Regions from separate parts of the Homo sapiens genome. Here region 1 is linked to region 2. A link is a loop called in an ENCODE intact Hi-C map of the cell type or tissue named here. Cell type or tissue: endothelial cell of umbilical vein. All regions are shown on one strand. Region 1 holds the start of FNDC4 (fibronectin type III domain containing 4). Region 2 holds the start of ZNF512 (zinc finger protein 512).

Evidence for each region. Peaks named below come from ENCODE experiments on the same cell type or tissue, not always from the same donor. Only the 100,000 strongest peaks of a DNase experiment are listed, where the experiment ranks them.
Region 1: a loop joins it to region 2, with 7 times the contacts of the local background. A loop is called at or near these places in 38 of 110 quality-filtered maps.

What each region holds. Positions count from the first base shown.
Region 1 is chr2:27,493,235-27,495,734 of GRCh38, forward strand. FNDC4 (fibronectin type III domain containing 4) reads right to left here and starts at 1,966. Exons shown (of 7, transcript NM_022823.3): 1 at 1,644-1,966; 2 at 1,313-1,469; 3 at 1,117-1,232; 4 at 696-900; 5 at 155-244. The coding sequence starts at 1,445. In endothelial cell of umbilical vein, no CTCF peak of the experiment used is centred here; no DNase peak of the experiment used is centred here; H3K4me3 peaks cover 1,352 bases; H3K27ac peaks cover 246 bases.
Region 2 is chr2:27,581,400-27,583,899 of GRCh38, forward strand. SPATA31H1 (SPATA31 subfamily H member 1) reads left to right here. Exons shown (of 5, transcript NM_032266.5): 5 at 1-1,323. The coding sequence ends at 1,128. ZNF512 (zinc finger protein 512) reads left to right here and starts at 1,643. Exons shown (of 14, transcript NM_032434.4): 1 at 1,643-1,743; 2 at 2,259-2,317. The coding sequence starts at 1,714. RefSeq lists an enhancer at 1,441-1,890. In endothelial cell of umbilical vein, no CTCF peak of the experiment used is centred here; a DNase peak (open chromatin) is centred at 1,562; H3K4me3 peaks cover 1,430 bases; H3K27ac peaks cover 1,375 bases.

The sequences.
Region 1 (2,500 bases), 88 kb before region 2:
CTCCTGACCTCAGGTGATCTGCCTGCCTTGGCCTCCCAAAGTGCTGGGATTACAGGCGTGAGCCACTGTATCTCTCACTTCTTTTTCTCCTGACAACCTTTGCCACCTCACACCTTTACTGAGTCCCTGGTCCCCTGTCTAGCTGCTTACTCACCAGCCCACATGAGCAACACCACCACAATGATGACCACTTCCCCAGTCTGCAGTGGCCGCTCTCCATCCAGACCTTCCACTGTGATGTCACCTGAGAAGGGAGAAGGCAGAAGGCAGACTCCAGGTTACTGGGGTCCATACTGCAGACATGCAGGATGGAGATGCTGGGGATTAGAAAGGGTGGACCCATCATAATGTTGCCCTTGGAGTGTAGGGTAGCCCCTCCCTGGGAGGAAGCCGTTGGTGGACAGGTGGTTAGCGACCAAAAAGCGGGATGGCTGCAGGTTAATTACTCACTCATGCAGGCTGCAGCTGATGTGAAGTTGGGTAACAGGAAGCTTAAAAGGCCTTCCCCCAAACAACTCAATACCAGCCTGTCTATACCCAATCCCCTTCCCACCTGCTTTTCTTTCCTTTCCTGGCAGTACAATGAATTAAATCATCCTATTCAACTCAGCTAGTCTGTTGCTTGTCTTGGGGAAGTAAGTAAGAGGCTGCAAGCCAGGTAAGCAGCCAGAGAATCCAATAGCACAGATCCTCACCTGGGCTTGAACTGTTTGAAGGTAGCCGGTCAGAACCCTTGAGAGTTCGGAAGTGCACCCGGGGCCCTGGGGGACTCTCTCCCCGAAGGCCGATGCTCCTGACCTGCACTGTGTAGTCACTGTCTTCAGCCAGGCCCCAGAGGGCACAGGCCCGGGTGGTGGTGTTCACCTCCCGAATCACACGCTGCCCGGGGCCATTCTGCCGCTGCAGGGAGATGAGGGGAGAGGAGGACAGCCTCACCCCAGTGCCAGGCCACAAGGCTCAACCAGAGACTCTTCAACATCCAAGCACTCCGGGGGAGTAGCGTGAAAAGGGCAGCCTGAGCCAGGATACGCCAGCTTCCAGATCCCCCCCACTTAAGTGAAGAAATGTGCCGAAATCCAAGGACACAGGTTGGGGGAGCAGAAGGGTGATTCATACTTGCTGGGAAATGGAGTAGCCAATGACGATGTTGCCTTCTGGGACGTCCCAGGACACAGTGGCCGAGTTGGCTCTGAGGTGAGTGACCGTCACATTCACAGGAGAGGGAGGCCGGTCTGCGGGAGCCAGGGTGTTTAACAGGTTTCACCCATTGACTAGCTGTGGTTGACCCTCAGCCCCGTTCCCCTTTACTTACCTGCTCGCACGAAGCCCAGGTCACAGCTGACCAGCAGGAGGACCGTGGGGCTTAGATATGGGGAAAGGGGCACCAGCGAAGCCATGTCCCCACGGAGTCCGCTGGGGGGGGAACTGTGGCATCCGCTTGGCATCCGCTTGACATCCAGGCGGGGCTCCTGGAGATGGCAGGAGTTGTGGGGGGTCAAGGACTGCCCAGAACGCACGGAGGTCGGGGGGCAGCAGCTCTCCTGGGCTCCCCACAGCTCACAACAGCCCTATTTTCTCTACGCCCTCCCGCCCCCGCATTGCCCGGGCGGCCCCAGAGTGCGGTCCGCCCTGCCCACACCCACCTCCGCCGGTCCTCGCGGTTGGTCAGGCCTCGGGGGGCTGCTCGGTGCCCAGAGGGCGGCCCATCGCCCGACTCGGTGGCGCTGCCCCTACCCCATCCCGGCGCGGGCCCGGCGACGCGGGCAGCGCGGGGCCGAGCTGCGGGCGGAGCGGGCGCGGGTCTGCGGAGCCCCCAGGGCTCGAGCGGGCCACGGAGTCTGTCCGGGAGCAGGGGGCGTTGCCCGGACGCTGGCCTGGGTCCCCGGTGCGGGAGGCAGTGCGGCGGCCTCCGCCCGCCCCTGCAGCGGGATGTGACCGTCCCGGAGAGCCAGCCGCCGCCTTCTGCAGCGCTGGCCCCGCTCGCTCCGCCGCAGCCCGGCCGGGACGCGCGGGCCCGCCCCGCCCAGCCGGGGTTCTCGCCGCCGTCATTCCCCTCCCGCCCCCTCACTCCCGTCCTCTCGGGGCTCCTCCCACGACCCTCCCAATGGCGCCTCCGGAGCCCCCATCCCTTATCCCTTCTCTCTCCCAGCTGAAGCGGACGAGTCGGCGGGGGCGTGGGGGGTGAGACGCGGGTGCTAGGGTCTCCGGCACCTGGGAGATCCCCTTCCTCCCCGCGTGGAAGAGCCAAGTTGGGAAGAGGAATTCCACCTCCAGTGCCCGAGGGGCTAACAGGAGAGGGGAGAGAGTGAGGGAGATAATAATTGCTTTAACAATCCCTTACTTGTAGACTGCGTCAGCTTTTAAGTCTCTTTTCCATTCATAATCTCATTTAATTCCGTTCGCTTTCTCATTCATTCTTTCATTTATTCACCAAATATTTATTGAGCATCTCCTATGTGTCTGGCATTATATTAAAACCTGGAGATACAGTGATTGTTAA
Region 2 (2,500 bases):
TCTCAGAGAAATCACTGCAGTCCCCCCGAGAGGAGCTGTCACAGTCTCTCTGAAAGGGGCCTTCACAGTCCCTCTCAGAGGAGCCATCGCGGTCCCTCTCAGAGAAGACATCACAGTCCCTCAGAGAGAAGCCATCGCAGTCCCTCAGAGAGAAGCCATCGCAGTTCCTCTGAGAGAAGACATCGCAGTCCCTCCCAGAGGAGCCATCGCGGTCCCTCAGAGAGAAGCCATTGCAGTCCCTCTGAGAGAAGACATCGCAGTCCCTCTCAGAGGAGCCATCGTGGTCCCTCTGAGAGAAGACATCACAGTCCCTCTAAGAGAAGCCATCGCAGTCCCGCTCGGAGGAGCCATCGCAGTCCCTCAGAGAGAAGCCATCACAGTCCCTCTGAGAGAAGCCATCACAGTCCCTCTGAGAGAAGACATCACAGTCCCTCTGAGAGAAGCCATTGCAGTCCCTCTGAGAGAAGCCATTGCAGTCCCTCTGAGAGAAGACATCGCAGTCCCTCTGAGAGAAGACATCACAGTCCCTCAGAGAAAAGCCATCACAGTCCCTCTGAGAGAAGCCATCACAGTCCCTCTGAGAGAAGACGTCACAGTCCCTTGGAGAGGAGCCGTCACAGTCTCTTGGAGAGGAGCCATCGCAGTCCCTCTGAGAGGAGATCTCACAGGTCCTTTGAGAGGAGCCATCGTAGGATTTCTGAGAGAAGTCACAGTCCCTCAGAGAAGAGCCACCTCAGTCCCTTGGAAAGAAGCCGTTGCAGTCCCTCTGAGAGGAGAGGACACAGTTCCTCTGGGAAAACCTGTCACAGTCCCTCTGAGAGAAGCCATCGCAGTCCCTCCGGGATGAGGCAAGGGAGGACCTCTGAGAGGAGCCATCGCAGTTCCTGTGAGAGAACCCGTCACAGTCCCTCTGAGATGAGGCCAGGGAGGCCCTCTGGGAGGAACCATTGCAGTCCCTCTGAGAGGAGCCGACGCAGTCCCCTTAAGGAGGGACTCAAGTACAGTTTCCCTGGAGAGAGGCCCAGCCATAGTTTGTCTAGAGATTTCAAGAATCAAACAACTCTCCTCGGGACCACACATAAAAATCCCAAAGCAGGGCAAGTGTGGAGGCCTGAAGCTACTCGATGAGGCGAGGTCCGCCCCTATTATTCATTGTCCTAAGTCTTCATCGTGCTGCCCTTTCCAGGCTTCTTTCCTGCTCAGCCACTGCCTCCAATTCCTGCGCCCCCAGCGTGGAAAGGCTTCCATTTCTCTCTACCGGGGGGGAGGCGGGTGAGAATGGGTCTGTAATTTCTCTAAGATGAATAAAGGGGCAGTAAATGATCTTCCTGTGCATCTGGACTGAGACCACTGGGCGGGTGGATGGGGAAGGCAGGCTGGAGGGACACGAGGAGTTGTGCAAAGATTCGGAATGAGAGCCAGGGGTTTTGAGGCCCAGCCGAGGCTCCAAGCTCCGCCCCTTCACTCCAGACCCCACCCATAGGTTCCCGGGTCCCGCGTCGCGATCCCAGTGGGGCGGGGTCTCAGAGGAATCGGAGGGTGACTCATCACGTGACTCGCTCCGGCCGCAGCCCCCTCGGAAGCTGCTAGGCGGAAGTAGAAGTTCAGAAGAGGGCTAGGCGGAGCCGAGCCCACATCCGGGAGAGGAGAGCGGAAGTGGCGTTGGTCTGGCCGGAGCCCTTGGGTGAAATTGTTAGGCGTGGAGAGGGAGTGATGTCTTCCAGACTCGGTGCTGTACCCGCCGTGAGTTTCTTGGTTTGACCGTTATGCTTTAGAGGTAGCGCTGTCGAGCCCGGAACACGCGGTCCCTCGCTTTTGTCCCATGCTGAGTTGGTTTTATCAGAGGCCATCGTAGGCCCCACCCTTCTAGATCAGATCACCTGTCCCTTTTTCTTTACCCACGTTCTGCTGCCTGTTCCCCACCTCCTTGGATTTAATTCCTCGCCACATTACCATTAGTTTCTATTCCTTTTACATCCCCAATGTCTCTCATATCCGTTGTCTTTTCTTTTGGCCTCCCTTTTAGAGCCTGGGACAGGGCTTTGAGAATGGGGGAAGACGAAGGCTCTGGTATTGTTACCCGCCTTTGCACTGCTGGAAGATAGGACAGCATATTTTTCCTAAAAGGTGTTGCCTTCTTGTGTTTGAGGTGGTTTCCCCGGGAGAACTTCATTTCTTCTGGGCATAGGGGAATTCGTCTTTTTGTGGTCGAGGTTCAGAGGTCCCTAGCACTCACTCGTGTGCTTGTGATTTGCTAGACTTCGGGACCCACAACCTTTAAGCAGCAGAGGAGCACGAGGATCGTGGGAGCTAAGAAGTAAGTGAGGTTTTCTAAGGTCCTTTTATGATTGTGTCACCAGCGCTGACCAGTAGAACTTCTTCCTGTGATGAAAATGTTCTGTATCTGCATTGTCCAGTATCATAGCCACTAACCCGGTGTGGATTTTGAGCAGTTGAAATGTGGCTAGTGCAACTGAGGGACTGAATTTTAAATTTTATT